Linked DNA regions of Homo sapiens: region 1 is linked to region 2. The links are chromatin contacts, found by Hi-C or POLR2A ChIA-PET in ENCODE. All regions are on one chromosome and are shown on one strand. Each heading gives the region's core, a stretch centred on a gene start or an enhancer-like site at or near the end of the contact. The rest is flanking DNA. Distances are from core to core; before and after follow the strand shown. Region 1 holds the start of ADK (adenosine kinase). Region 2 holds the start of SPOCK2 (SPARC (osteonectin), cwcv and kazal like domains proteoglycan 2).

Region 1 (7,425 bases), core at 3,714-6,213, 2.1 Mb after region 2:
GACTGATTGGTTCATGGAGCATGCTAAACTTGTTAAGGAGTTTGGACTTTATTCTTAGTGCAATGTAAAGTCATTTTATAATTTTTTTAATTAATCATGCAATCCGATTTACATTTTTAGAAAGATCATACTAATTACACTGCGGAAACTGGATAATCGGTAACTGAACACTGTGACACCAGTTGGGAGATGAGTGGTGATGGCCTGGTCTAGAGTCTTGACTATGAGGATGGGGTACAGTGAAAAGATAAGAGAAACATTTAGGTTTTGTGCTAAAAAACATTTAGGCTTGGAGGAGGGGGTGTGTGGAGATGAGAGAGATGTGTCACTTGGCCTGGTCCTGTGTAATTTGACCAATTCTGGATACATCTGACCCAAATAAATATATTCAAAAAACTATTATATATACCCTTCTGGTGCTTTAGAGAAGCCAGATTGGAATCAGAATTGTAAGTAATCAGGATTTTTTGTTAATGGGAATTAATCAAAAGGAGAATTGAAACAAAAGAAAGAATGTGCATAGTATGAAGAGAGCTTATGGCAGGAACTCCAACATTTGAGTAGGAGGTGGGTCAAGGAAGTGGACCTAAAGAATGACCAAGATGTGACTGAAGAGTCCTAAGAAAAAAAAAAAAACAGGGTGGTTTTTAGTAACTATAGCTTATTAGTGTATTTCCAGAAGAATGGAGTGGTAAATACTGTTACATGGCACAAAGAGGTTAAGCTACGAGAATTGAAAATGTCAGCTGGGCGTGGTGCTCACACCTATAATCCCAGCACTTTGGGAGGCCAAAGTGGGAGTATCACCTGAGCTCGGGAGTTCGAGACCAGCCTGGCCAACATGGTGAAATCCCATCTCCACTAAAAATACCAACAAATTAGCTGGGTGTGGTGGTGGGTGCCTGTAATCCCGGCTGCTCTGGAGGCTGAGGCAGGAGAATCGCTTGAACCCGGGAGGTGGAGGCTGCAGTGAGCCGAGATGGCGCCACTGCACTCTAGCCTGGATGACAGAGCGAGACTCCATCTCAACAACAACAAAAAAGAATTGAAAATGTCTGTTGATTTAAGAGTGTTTTTTAAACTTTCTTTTCCTTAATGCCTGCTAAGGAGCCCTTTTAGACTCCATCTTCTCACCACCCTGCCAATCAAATTCCTCACCCATAAAACTTTTTATTATTCTTTCTTTTTCAACTGTAAATTGACAAATTATAGTTGTATATATTTAGGGGTACCAGATGTTATGATTTATGAAATGTGGAATAATTAAATGAAGCTAATTAATATCACCATAAAATTTTAATACCACAGAATATTCTCTGTTTATGTATTGTATTTGTGCTTTACACATAAAAAGAGTATTATATTTTTTTCACCTCACAAGAAGCAGTTTTTATCTGCTTTGAGAATGCATGATTTAACACACAGAGGACACTGGTGATCTTGGTAAAGGTAGTTTTGGTGGGCTGGGTGCGGTGGCTCACACCTGTAATCCCAGCACTTTGGGAGGCTGAGGCGGGCAGATCACGAGGTCAGGAGTTCGAGACCAGCCTGGCCAACATGGCGAAACCCTGTCTCTACTAAAAATACAAAAGTTAGCTGGGCATGGTGGTAGGCGCCTGTAATCCCAGCTACTCGGGAGGCTGAGGCGGAAGAATCACTTGAACTCTGGAGGCGGAGGTTGCAGTGAGCCGAGATTGCCATTGCACTCCAGCCTGGGCGACAAGAGCAAGACTCCATCTCAGAAAAAAAAAATAGTTTTGGTGGTAGTTCAGTGGAATGCTAGAAATAAGACATTGCAGTGGGCTGGGAAATAAATAGCAAGAAGTGTAAAAAAATAGAGATATGTAGAGTAGATTCAAGAAGTCTAGCTGTGAAGAGGATGAAAAGACAGGAAAATAAATGCAGCAGTTCATAAAGTGAAGGAAGAATACATTCAAATGCTGAAGGAAAGGTGTGAATAGAGGGGGAAAAGCTGACATAGGAGAGAGGGAAAAACGGAAAGAGGACCCTGACATAGCAGGAGAGGATGCTACTGAGAGACTAGGTCAAAGGGTTTGCCTTCTCTAAGGAGAAGGAACACTTTCTACTCTTCAGATTGAAGGGAAGGTTTGTATACTTGACTGCAGGCAGATGATGGCTCTCCTTCTCTGTGTAATGGGAGAGAGGTCATTTCCAAAGGGAGAGAGAAGTCCTCTTCTCTGTAAATACCATGTGCTACTCATGAATTGACACAGTACTGAGCTACTTAAAAATATTTAAATCTGCAAAGAACTCCCATAGCGTATGTGTATATGTATTTTTTTTTAAGAGATAGGGTCTTGTTTTGTTGCCCAGGCTGAAGTGCAGTGGACCAATCATAGCTCACTGTAACTTTGAACTCCTGGGCTCAAGTGATCCTTCTGCCTCATTCTGCCTCTACCTCCTGAGTAGCTAGGACTACAACCACATGCCACAAAGCCTGGCTAATGTTTAAATTTTTTGTAGAGATGGAGTCTCGCTATGTTGCCCAGGCTGATTTCCAGCTCCTGGCCTCAAGTGATTTTCCCGCCTCACCCACCCAAAGTGCTAGGATTACAGGCGTGAGCCACCGCACTCCATCTGCCCATAGTATATTGGTTTGTTTTTTTTTTTTTTGAGACGGAGTCTTACTCTATTGCCAGGCTGGAGTGCAGTGGCGCAATCTCAGCTTACCACAACCTCCGCTTCCTGGGTTCAAGCGATTCTCCTGCCTCAACCTCCCGAGTAGCTGGGACTACAGGCACGTGCCACCACGCCCAGATAATTTTTATATTTTTAGTAGTGACGGGGTTTCTCCATATTTGCCAGGATGGTCTCGATCTCTTGACCTCGTGATCCACCCACCTCAGCCTCTCAAAGTGCTGGGATTACAGGCATGAGCCCTACCGTGCCTGGCCGTATATTATATTAAATGGTTAGAAATAAAAATCATAAGATTAAGTAAGAAAATATAATCTTGTTGCAAAGAGAGCTTTCCTAAAGATACGTAAGGTTTTTTTTTTTTTTTTTTTTTTTTTTTTTTTTTTTTTTTCGAGGCAGAGTCTCGCTCTGTCGCTCAGGGTGGAGTGCAGTGGTGAGGTCTCAGCTTACTGCAACTTCCGCCTCCCGGGTTCAAGGGATTCTCCTGCCTCAGCCTACCAAGTAGCTGGGACTACAGGCGTGTGCCACCACACCTGGCTAATTTTTGTATTTTTAGTAGAGACAGGGTTTCACTATGTTGGCCAGGTTGGTCTCGAACTCCTGACTTTGTGATCCGCCCGCTTCAGCCTGCCAAAGTGCTGAGATTACAGGCGTGAGCCACCGCGCCTGGCCAAGATTCGTAAATTAAGATAATTCTTCATTAACCTCATTCACTTCACTTCTCCTATAGTGTCAATTGAAAGTGTCCCTCTGTCTTTCCCAAATTAATCCTTTCACTTGTAACTTGATCCCATTCCTTTCCTTCTCTTCTGGGAGACAAGACTTTTTCTTGAATCTTCAAATAGTTGCTTGCTTCCTGCCCCCAAATAGATATCTTGTATTCTTTAAAACAAACCCCAAACTTTCCCCCACCTTGCCACTCTCAATAATCTTGCTTCATGCCCCAAATGATGAAGGATTGGTCTACACTTGCAGTCTTTCCTCAGTTACTATTAAAGCATCTCTCTCAAACAGCTCAATGACTTTCTAATTATAAAATCCAACGACCTATTCTGATTTCAGCTTCCTCCTCTGACCATTGCAGCATTTTATGTCATTGATAACTTTCTCCTAAACAAAAATACTTCTTACCCTTTTATATGAAACTTCATCTGTTTTGGGTCTCACCTTGAAAGTCTTTCGGGCTTAATTCTCATAATTTTTTTTAAAGTCTTTCTACAATCTCCATGTAAACCACTGTTTCAAATTCGATAAAACTCAAACTCCATAAAATACCTCCTCCTGTCACTGGCACCATCTTCTTAATCACACATAAGGCTGTAAGTTTCAGGTTCAAACAAATCTACCAAATACAAACAGCCACATCGCCCGTCACTCTTCCACACTCACTGCCACCTGCTCAGCTTAGAACCCCGTTACCTCTCTCCTGAAGAACTGCAACACCCTTCTCACTGCATTCCTCACCCCAGGCTCTTCCAGGCACCACCCGCTAACAGGACGTCTGCTCAGGTCCGTTTGGGGTTTTGTCCTCCAAAGCAGAAACCTGGGACTGAGATTCCTGCCGTCTGTACTCCAGCTCACTATAGAGGGGGAACCCAGTAAGCTTGACCTCCGGGGCTCAGGCGCCTGAGAACACTGGGCTGCAGGTGGACCGCTCCCTTCTGGCCTTGCTGGCGAGAAAGCCCGGAAGGCCGGGAGTGGGGGGGAAGCGAGGCCCGGGCCAACAGCACCAAAGACGCTCCTAGAGCCCAGATCGGAGTCGGGGGCCCCAGCTATTCAGCCTACTCCCGGGTTTTGGAGCTGTCCCCAGTCCACAGATTTCCCGCCCCTCACACTCACCCCAACACCTGTGCCAGTCAGTGATTCGGCGCCGGATCCTCTCCTACCGAAGCTGGAGAAGCCGAGAAGGCCGCGAGGACCCGCAGCTGGAGTGCCCAGGAAATTGCCTGATTAACAGCTTCAAAGACACCGACTCTGTCTACCGTATTAGAAATTTTAAATATGCAGGAAGACCGTAAATGAGAGGAAAGACGTCTCTTGAGGCTTAGTATCTAAATCTTCTACATAATCCAGGGCCTAGAAAAATGGTGGGTTTCTCTCCATCTAGATTCAGGCGGTCATCTGCTGCCTAACGCAGTCTGGGGTCCCTCATGGTAGGGGAGGCGGGGTCAGGAATGGGCGGGGCATTCGCTGTTGGTGCCGACGGATAGAGCCAATGATTGTGGATGACAGCGGCACAGAATGGGCGGAGTCTGGAGGGGCGGGATTTGGAGAAGAGAAAGCGGTGATGCGAAGAGGGGGCGGGACCAGAGAGTGGATGGCAGAGGTGGGCTGTAGAGCCAAAGTGGGGTGGGAGCGCGAAGATGGCAGCTGCTGAGGAGGAGCCGAAGCCCAAAAAGCTGAAGGTGGAGGCGCCGCAAGCGCTGAGGTGAGCGCTGCCGGACTTGGGGAGGAGGGTGACGGCGCTGCAAGCAAGCCAGGGCCCACGTGGGGTTGCACGGCCCCGACGCTGGGTGGTGTCTCTCACTGCCAGCTTGGGGCCAACACGCAGGACCTCCCCCAGCTGCCCGCTTGGCCGCGACCCCTTGCCAGACGTTCTCTCCGTTTGGCTGAGTCCCCGCCTGTCTGGTGCAGCTCCGGCTCCAGCAGCCCTTCGCCAGTCGTGGCCCGCAGGGGGACCGAGCTGGCTGACCGCGCCACCTGCGAGCAAGCCCAGGCTGGGCTGGTGCGACCCCGGAGGGTCGGACCGGAGCAGCGTCTGTAGGCGGCCGCCTTCTCTTCCCGGGGGATGGCGGGAAAGAGGCTCGGCAACTGCTGTACACTGGGGCAAAGTCAGAATTCTTGGGGATTTTTCAGAGTGTTGCGGAAGGGCACGTTGACCTTCCTTTTCGTGCACATTCTGAAAGCCCGTACCTTTGAGGACCCTCTACCAGGGACCCAGACCCCTCCGATGCTTTGCAGGGGCAGCATTTGGATGAATGGATAGGAAAGGTTGATTTCTCTTTTTTATTTACACTTTTTGGCAGCAACGGGGACAGTGCTGCCCCTAACACCTGCCTCACATGTGATTGATGTTGCAACTTTTACTTATGAAGAGTCATTTGTTAAAATATCCCTTCCTAATAAGTATAAAGTGAAGCAGGCAGTCTTTGATGATTTGGAAATGTTCGCTGAAAGGCAGCGATTTTTTTTTCCATCTTAAAATAGACATATCAAACTGATTTAAAACTATTAGGACACTCCTGATTAAACAGGACATATCCCATTTCTTCCAGTATCACTCTTCTTCACCTCCAAAGGAAGGAATCACTCACAATTGAAAAGAAAAGGACACTTAGGGGCCTGGTGGTGTGTTCATGCTGCTTTGAATGGAGGGTGAACAAATCCTTGCCAGTTCCTTTAATGTATTCCTACTACCCTCAAAGGGTTAGTGTGCCTACCTTATACCAAGAACATAAACTTTAAAATAAAAACCCTCAGGATATTCTATTTTTATTTTAAATATTCCAACTATATGCAGAATAAAAAGCAACGGCTTTTGAATCAGACCTACCTGAGTTCAAGGCATGTGCTTTCCCTACTCTGCCCTTTATTAGAGTATTTCCTTATAAGGCACCTCCTTCGCCAAACTGGAAGACAGATGCAACTTTTCCCTACCATCCTACTGAACATATAACCCTTAGATTTCCTTAGATTTTTCCTTAATAAAAATTATTATATATAATGCTGATCCATTTTCACTGTGTTTTCCTATTTATTATCTTGTTGGACAGTTCTGTGATCAAAGGAAGGCAAGAATTATGCCTATTTTACAATTGAAGATATTGAAGCCCAAATAAAACAATTAGTACAGGAACAGAAATAGGAACTAGCTGAGCATGTTTTCTTATACCTGCAGTCCTGGTGCTTTGTGAGGCTGTGGTGAGAGCATTCCTTAGGCAACTAAAATTCACTTTATACAATATGAATTTAGTGCCACCTGTAGACATGAAGTTAAAAGATTAGACACTTGAGTACTGGGACAAATCTCTAATTTTGTGGGGAGACATTTTAGGATCGGCTATTATTACTTTTATTATATTAATTTGCTTTCAGACTCAAAGTGTGATAATGCATTGAGTATTTACACTGAATTTATGATGACTTGCTTGACAGGGGATTGCTACTGGTTTTGGTTAAGGAGAATGGATTATAAAGACTTTGCATAATTTAATGTGCAGCATCAGTGGGAACAAATAATGAGATATATTTGTAGATGTCAGGAAAAATATTTAGATTTAGGGATTTGTGAGAATTTGGTCAGCTCTGGGATAATAATTCTCCACCAGGGGAAATTTTGCCCTCCAGGGGACATTTGGCGTGGTCTAGAAAGATATTTTTGGTAGGGAGAGCTATTGGCACCTAGTGGATGGAATTCAGGGGTGCTGCTAAACATGCTACATAGGACAACCCCCACAACAAAGAATTATCTGGCCAAATACGTCAACGGTGTTGAGGTTGAGAAATCTGTTCTAGAGGGAGCATCTGACAAGACTAGTCTGCCTTTCTCAAATATCTATTATTTTTCTAGGCTCGGTTGCTTTTCAGCATATAACAGTTGCTTATAAAGAAAGAATCAGGCTCTGACATGTTTTCACGTGGGATTAGGGGAAAGAAGGGAACGTTAATTGAGTGCTAGACATTATACTATGTGCTCTATATATGTTATCTCTTTTAACCCTCCCAGTGACCTATGAGGTAGGAGCAATGATTCCTGTGTTACAGACG
Region 2 (7,297 bases), core at 4,111-6,610:
GTACTTTCTCTGGAGAAAAAAGAGAATCTCTTCCTTAAACCCAAAGACCTGCTGCCCAGCCTGTGGCGGTGGTGTGGTAGGATAAGCAGGGTATACATGTGGGTGGCCAGGCCATTGCCAGGCTCTTCCTGGAGTGACAGCATGCTAAAGCCTCTGCAGATGATTTGGTTTCACCTCCCCACTAAACCACCAGGAAAATCAAGGCCCAGAAAGGTGAAGTGGCTGCTGCAAGGTCACACAGCTAGTTCTGTCCCCTCACTGGGAAGATGAGCAGAGCACTCTCTCTGGCCCTTGGGGCTTAGGGTAGGACAGAGCTCTTCTGTGCTCCAGGTAGCCTTCTGACCTTTTTGAGAAGGGGACGGGAGGGTGCTGGCTTCCCATCCTCTCAGGCTGCTGCTAGACTGGAGTAGCATATGACAGCCTCTCCAGGCAAAGAGGGCTCTTCTCTCCCTCTCTTCCCAGGCTTGGAGTCTCGCTGGGTGTTCAAGAGCCCATCACTCTGCTGACACTGCTCCAGCTCCAGTTAGAAGGTGGGGTGGAGGGGAGGTCAGGGAAAGGCCCACCCTCCCATTCTCAAACCCCAATTGTTGTTGTTGTTGTTATATGTTTTGTTTTGTTTTTAGTCACTTTATCTGGCAAAGGACCCAAACCCCAATTATGAAATCCATCCTGACCCACTTTTGGGTTCTTCTCACACACCCACACTTACCCACAGACGTCGGCGCAGCGCATCCCCACACTCGCAGTGGTTTAGGTGTGTGGGGTGGGAAGCAGGGAGGGGTGGTCAGGAGGGAGCCCCTTTGTGGCTACTTGCTACTTGCCTTCTTGGTGTTCCTAAACACACGATATTGTTAGCCGGCAGGTAACAATATCCCTGGACCAGACCCCAGGATCATGGTGAAGTCCCTGGCATACAGGAAGGGCTCAGATCTGCAGTGAATGAGTGACAGTGAGCGTGCAGTAACGTCTTTCTCACAGGGACAGGCATGGTGTGGGCCAGCCCTAGAAATGAGGACCCATCTGGTGGTTTTTCCGTGGGGGAGGAGCGTAGTACCTGCCCTGGAAGCCCTCCAGCCCCCTGGCAAGGTGCCTTCACACCTATGCGTCCCTTTCAGTTTCCTAGTCTGAAACCAAAGCTCAGAGGGTTTAGGTGATGTGCCCGGCATCCTGGGGCCAGTCAGCGGCAGAGCCCGAACTGGCACCCAGGCCAGAGCTGTCCCAGCACACTGCACCCCGGCCCCTCCTGGGTGGAGAGCTGCCTCTGGAGTGTTGCTAGGCCTGGGTGGGGAGTAGGCTATAGGCAGGCTGCTGGAGACACTGAGGGCTTTGGCCCACCTTCCTAGGAGGTGACACTCCTACTCAGGGCATCCTTGAAGACTCAGAGGACACAAGCCAGAGTATACTTTGCTCTTCAGGGTAGACCCCTCCTTCTCACTTTCGCTAAGGGTGAGGCCTAGAATTCCCTGAAAAGCAAAATTAAGTGAGATGACTTGGATTCAAATCTCAGCTCTGCTACTTACTAGCTATTTGACCTTTGGGTAAATTACTTCTCTGTGCCTCAGTTTCTACAACCATAAAATGGTAGGCTGTAAAGTAACAATAACTATCTCCCAGATCCTTGAGAGGCACAAGAGACCACTCAAATTAAAGTGCTTTAATTTGATTTAATTTAATGGCAGATGTGAGTGCTCACTGCATCAGGGATTCAACTTATATGAACTGTGCGCCTCCTGGGTGCCAAGCACTGTGTTAGACACTCATAAATATAATGAAAACTTCATAGAAGTGGAGTACAAAGTAGAGAAGAGCCAAGAAGAAAGAGAACAGTCAGCTCTTCGTAGCCAAGCTCTGTGGAGCCTGCCCTGAAGAATGCTGTATAATGGACCTGTCTCCTCCAAGTGTCCATCCCTCTAGGCCCTAGATGCTTTGTTCCAAAGACCTGCATTAAATTCCACCCAGTTGTGCAGGGAGTGAATTGGGAGGTAGGAGCATCGAAGAGCAGGGCTTGGAAAAGCCCAGGACTGCCCAGGGCAGGGTACAGCTAGATCTGTAGGCCAGGGAGCCAGGCGGAGTCCACAATCTCCCCCGTCTTCTGCCAGAATCCCCTCCTCCCTGGCAGCCGGGCACCCAGCATTAGAAGAGATCGACCCAGGCACAGGCTGTAAGAGCCCTCAGCCCACTGGAGGGGAGGATTACTCAACTGGTAAATCCTGCCTTCCCTATAATCCTAGTGCTCAGAGAAAGATGCTAAGCTGCGCTCCCTCTCAACCAGCTCTGGCCAATTCCAAAGTGGAGCAACTCCCCAAGTTTTCATGCTCTTCTTCATTCTCCTGACCCTTTCAACCTGATTCCCTCAAGTTCCCCCTTCAGTTCTGTCCACACCATGTGAATGAGGCATTTCCCTCCCAATCCTGTTCCCCAAGAGTATCCCACTCGTCCTGCTTGCCTCCACCCTACTAGGACAAATAGGGGGGCCCTGTACCATTTTGGGGTTATGAACAAGGTCCCAGTTCAACCTTGTAACCCCTTAAGGGGTTCAAACGAAATTCCCCTCTCTCCTTTGAGGAACCAAGGAGCATATTTTCCAAAGAGCTGGCCTAATGGAAATATAAAGCCCGTTGCTACTGGGCCCAGTTAGAGTGCCTTCAGCCCTTAGGCAGGAAGTAGGGCTTCTTCTGGCAGAAGAGGGATATGTTTGTAGTGCTGGTGGGGACCCTGTGTACTGTCTGGGCACTGCACAACTTCAGGGGGCACCATTTCTATTGTGGCACCCCTAGAGTTATGCAATGCAGTGGCTCTGAGCTAGCAGCCTCCTTCCTGCCTTTCTGCAGAGGCTGTCAACAGATCCCCAGGGCCAGGCCCTCTTGCCCAGCCTTCTTTGTCCTACTTCTCTCCCTGACCCTGTCCTCCTGCAGCCAGGACTACCTTAAATGGGGTTTTAGAGGACATCTGTCCTACAAAAGCCTGAGGCTACCAAAATCAACACACACCTAAAGCTTTCCCATGAATCTTACATGTGCAAGTCCTGAAGACTTTCAAATCTAGTGCCTTTCTTCTGATGAGCATGAGAGGAAGGGGGAAGTGGTTGGCACCAATACAGAGAGACAGGTGGGTAGCCCAGTGCCATGGGGTCAAGCAGTAAGTCATTTATTCTCACCCACGGAGCTGGCTATTGGAAGCAGGTGGAAGAAGGGAGGTGGGGAGGAATCTTTTATTTTAAACCTTTCCTGTTCTGATTAAGCATTTCTTTTCCCTCTGACCTTCACTGGTCCCATTTTGGCAGATCAAACAGCCAGCGAGTCGGAGGGAGGCCTAGGCCAGTGACACATGGATTCCGGATGGGCCGGCCTGCTGCCGCCCCCTCGCTGCTGTGGCCGGGCTGCTGCCCAGGAAGCGGCAGGAGACTGCGGCTCATCTGCGCTGGGCCTGCAGGTGCTTCGGGAAGGCCTCGCGGGGCTCCAGGCTCCTGCGGCTGGACAGGTCGCATGTGGGGCGAAGGCGGAGATCAGCAGCCCATCGCGGGGCCCGGCCACTCAGCCTGGAGACCTGGCTGCCCGTGGTTCCTGCTGTCCTCTGTGAATTACAACCTGCCAGTTTGACTTTGGGGAGAAACAGTCACTTGTCTGACGGTAACAAAAAGATCCAAATCTCTGCCTCTTCCCATCACTTGGCTGGATAGCCTATGAAGCATGTGTGTTTTAAACAAATTTCCAAGGAACTTGTGGATGCACGCAGTTTAAGGAGAAAACGGGAGAGGTCATGGTGTGGCCTGCGTTGTACTGGGTGGGTCGGACGAGGGAACCTGGGGAAGGAGGAGTAAGGGCCAGGGTCCTAGAAGAGGTTTTCTGGGGTCAGGGCCGCGGTGAGCACCAGGTCGCCAGGAGCAGCCGGCGTCGCCTCTGGCGCATCCGGGCCCATCCCCCACAGCACCCCCAACGATCTCGGGGTCCAGCCACACCCTCCGCCCGCCCTGCCTCACCCCTGCTTCCCCAGCCCCCAACCCGGCCCGGCCGAGAGGAAGGAGCCAGCCCCGCCGGGCCGCCGCCTGCGACTTCCCCTCTGATCCACAGGTGCCGGTAAACAAAAGTGCCGCAGCTACCCCCCCGCCCCCACCCCGCGGAGTTCGGCCCAAGGTTACGCCGGGGTTCGGGCGGCGCCCGCCGGGGGCCCCCAAACCCAGCTTCTGGACTCTCCCCGGCTTCTCAAGCCCACCGGGCCGGGAGCCTTCCTCTGGCTCCGAGCTGCTCCCCTCGCTCCAGGCTGGATTCCCCCCTGAAATGTTGGTCCGGGAAAACCAGCCTGGGTCCTCGCGCGCCCTTCTGCACGGGGACCCCAGCCCACCCCCGTACGGACACGCCTTCCACCATCTCGCCTAGAAGGCTGCTGGGACCCCAGACCCAGAGCCCCGGTCACACTCCCGTCCCATGCTGTCCCCCTCCCGCAAAGCCCACGGTGGGAACAGAGGGCACCGCGCGAGCCGATGCCACCCTCACTGCCGGCCCCACCCAGACCTGCCGGTGCTGCAGTGCCCCGTATGTGCAGCCTGCAGCATCCCAGCGGCTGGGGCAGGCCCGGGGGCGGCTCGCACAACGCAGCTGGGGACCGGGTCGGGGTCCAGCGGCAGCCGGGGTCCGGGTCCCCCCGGCCCCGCACCCCTTCCCACTCCCGGCCCGCAGGGGAGACCCCGGAGCGCGCGACCCCGGAGCGTCGGGCAGGTGTGGAGCTGGGGGTCCCGGGGCTGGGGGGTCCCAGGGCCGCCGGCCCGGGCCGCAGGGACAGGGGAGGGGCGCTGGGCTGTGACCCCCAGTACTGTTTACTTTCCGTGTAATTAGCCGGCCAGGCTGCGGAGCCTCGGGCTGCGACGTGCGGCGGCCGCTCCCGCAGACCCCGGAGCTCAATCCCCGAACCCGCAACCCCGGGTCTCTGCCTTGGCAGCCCTGCGGACTCACGTCTCGGAAGCGGTTCCAGTGCTTGATCTTGCCGCTGTACTGCGAGATGGACGACAGCCATTGCTCGTCCTCCATGAAATTGCCGGGGGTCTCGCCCTCCTTGAGCCCCTTGGCGTCGCCTTCGGCCAGGGCTGCCGCGGCCAGGAGCAGCAGCGGCAGCACCAGCCGCCCGCAGCCCGGGGCGCGCATCGTGGTCTGGGTTCGACCTGGGGGGGTCTTGACTTCTGCAGTATTTTAATGTCCTTCCTCCCACCCCGCTGCTGGCGAAGCGCACGCGGCTGTCCTCAGCTCTCCTCCCGCGGTCTGCCTCCGGTGACTGGCGGAGAGTGGGTCGCGGCTGAAATGTGACCTGGTTAGGAGATGCACTTGTCTGAAAAAGCCCAGCACTGGACGCGGAGAGGGAGAGAGAATCAGAGAGGCTGCGCCAGCAGGGGCTGTAACTGTAGCATCAGCATCACGTTTGACATCATCATACCTGGTTTAAAAAAAAAAAAAAAAAAGGAGTGGGTAGATTTCAAAGCGAAGCGCTCCCTCGATGAGAGCGCCAAACGCCAGCCAGCCGCAGCGGGGCCCAGCCCCGCCTGGCACACAGGGAGTTGCAGACCAAGAAATCCAGAATCCCGAAATGTCCCTGAGCTCCCTCAAAGGATGGAGAGCAAGAAGGGCCCCAGGATCTCCCCGGGGAAGATGGGATGGGGGAGAGGGCACAAAACTCTCCGGTTACAAAGCCAGCCAGGCTCAGGTGTCGGAAAGGGAATTTGGCCAGACACTGTTTTTCTCCCCTTGCCTCCCACCCAGAGGGGCCTGCGCCACAGCCCTGACAGCTGGCTTCCTGCGAGTTATGGCTCTACCGTAATGGGTGGCTTCGTTAAGACAAAAGCCGTATAACAACTGGCTGCTCAGAACCATTGCTCCCCAGCGGCACCGCGTTGCGCAAGGCAAGGCCTGAGCACTGAGTGGCTGGTGAAACAGAGGCAGATGTCCTCCTCCCCAGGCAGCTGTTTAGGGGCTGTCACCCGTTTTGTCAGCTCTTCCCAGGACAACCCTAAAAGGCAAATGTCTGACCATTTCATCTGCCTTGGAGGCTGCAAATTTGGAAAAGGCATATTTGCTTATGGTTTTTTGACTTCAAGTTAGTTTGAATAAGCCACTGGGGAAGCCGGGGAGTGGGGGGCTGGGGTGGGGTGCTGGTTTTGTTTGAGGTGTTTCGGGTTTTGTTGAAACTGCGACCCTCCTTATTGGCTGTAGATTTAAATGTTGACATACCAGCGGGGAAGGCTGGAGGCTGGCCACAGTCCCAAGAGCACAGCAGAAATGGGGACAGGTTTACATTACAAATACATTAAAGAGGAAACATCATCTGATGGGACAAAACCTAGTGAACTTTTGGGACCCAAGCCCTAGATTGTGTTTTTATAAAAAGACTTAGCTGCTGTGATCTAAAAATAAAATAAAAATTTAAAATGCTTTAAAAAACATAATCTTAATCAGTAGGAAAAAACATAGCTTACAAGGTTCCTTGTCACCCTGAATCTGGCCTATCTGGGAACTCTGAATGCCTCAGTGGCTCAGGCCGGAGTCTCGTTGGGAAAACAGAAAACAATAGCTCCCTTTCCATGTTTTCTTGTTTCCTTTGCTGTTGGATTTAGTGGTGGTGCTGCAGTGAGGCCCTGGCCATTGACGTCTTCATCTCACAGTAATAAAGCATTCTTCCTGGGTGTGTCCTGGCGCTGTACAGTGAGAGAGCACGGCTTGCTGTCGTGGAGACTAGAGGACAGAATCCCACTTACTGGCTGGATTCTTGAGCAATTACCTATTTTCTATCTAAAACTAATGGTAATACCATCATTAAAACTGCTGTAAAGTGCAAGCAAAATTACATACTAAGTGGGCATAATGGGCATTTTTTTAAAAAGTTAGTCTTTCCTCTGGTTGGGAAGAGAAGGCTACGGTGTCCCATAGTTCTGAAGATTCATCAAAATTTGCCATCTTTTCCACCATCTCAATCCTACAATCCTAGTTTTTTGTTGTTTTTTTTTTTTTTGTTTCTGTTTTCGTTTTTAGCAAAGCTAGCTATATATCTCTAAGGCACTTAGGAGATAGGTACCAGATACCACAGCTCTCCCATTCCTGTGCTATCTTAGGGGCTTCCAGAGTTACCAAAGTTGCTGAATAAAGAGTTTGGAAAGGTGCTGTCAAGATGCCCATCAATATGACAATAGCTGTCTCCAGACTCTGAGGGTCAAAATGGCTCCCACAGTCCCAGGTAGCTTCTCCAGTGGGACTTGCCTTCTGTAGCACCTTCAAGCTGGGTCAATACTAGTCCTGTGTCGAAAGCTAATCAACAA

What was found. A loop is a pair of places that touch in the nucleus more often than their neighbours do. ChIA-PET counts read pairs that join two places held with the same protein, here RNA polymerase II (POLR2A). Pooled maps may share reads with other maps.
Region 1: a map of naive thymus-derived CD4-positive, alpha-beta T cell shows a loop between it and region 2 (11-fold over the local background). The contact joins the promoter of ADK here to the promoter of SPOCK2 in region 2. A Hi-C loop is called at or near these places in 1 of 168 maps with a recorded cell type or tissue (naive thymus-derived CD4-positive, alpha-beta T cell) and 3 of 50 pooled maps. POLR2A ChIA-PET finds 5 or more read pairs at or near these places in 2 of 52 experiments (activated B cell and common myeloid progenitor, CD34-positive).

What each region holds. Positions count from the first base shown.
Region 1 is chr10:74,146,258-74,153,682 of GRCh38, forward strand. It overlaps ADK (adenosine kinase), which reads left to right and starts at 4,964. Exons shown (of 11, transcript NM_006721.4): 1 at 4,964-5,086. The coding sequence starts at 5,022. AP3M1 (adaptor related protein complex 3 subunit mu 1) reads right to left here and starts at 4,571. Exons shown (of 9, transcript NM_012095.6): 1 at 4,498-4,571. RefSeq lists enhancers at 4,495-4,724, 5,135-5,314.
Region 2 is chr10:72,083,191-72,090,487 of GRCh38, forward strand. SPOCK2 (SPARC (osteonectin), cwcv and kazal like domains proteoglycan 2) reads right to left here and starts at 5,361. Exons shown (of 11, transcript NM_001244950.2): 1 at 4,950-5,361. The coding sequence starts at 5,138.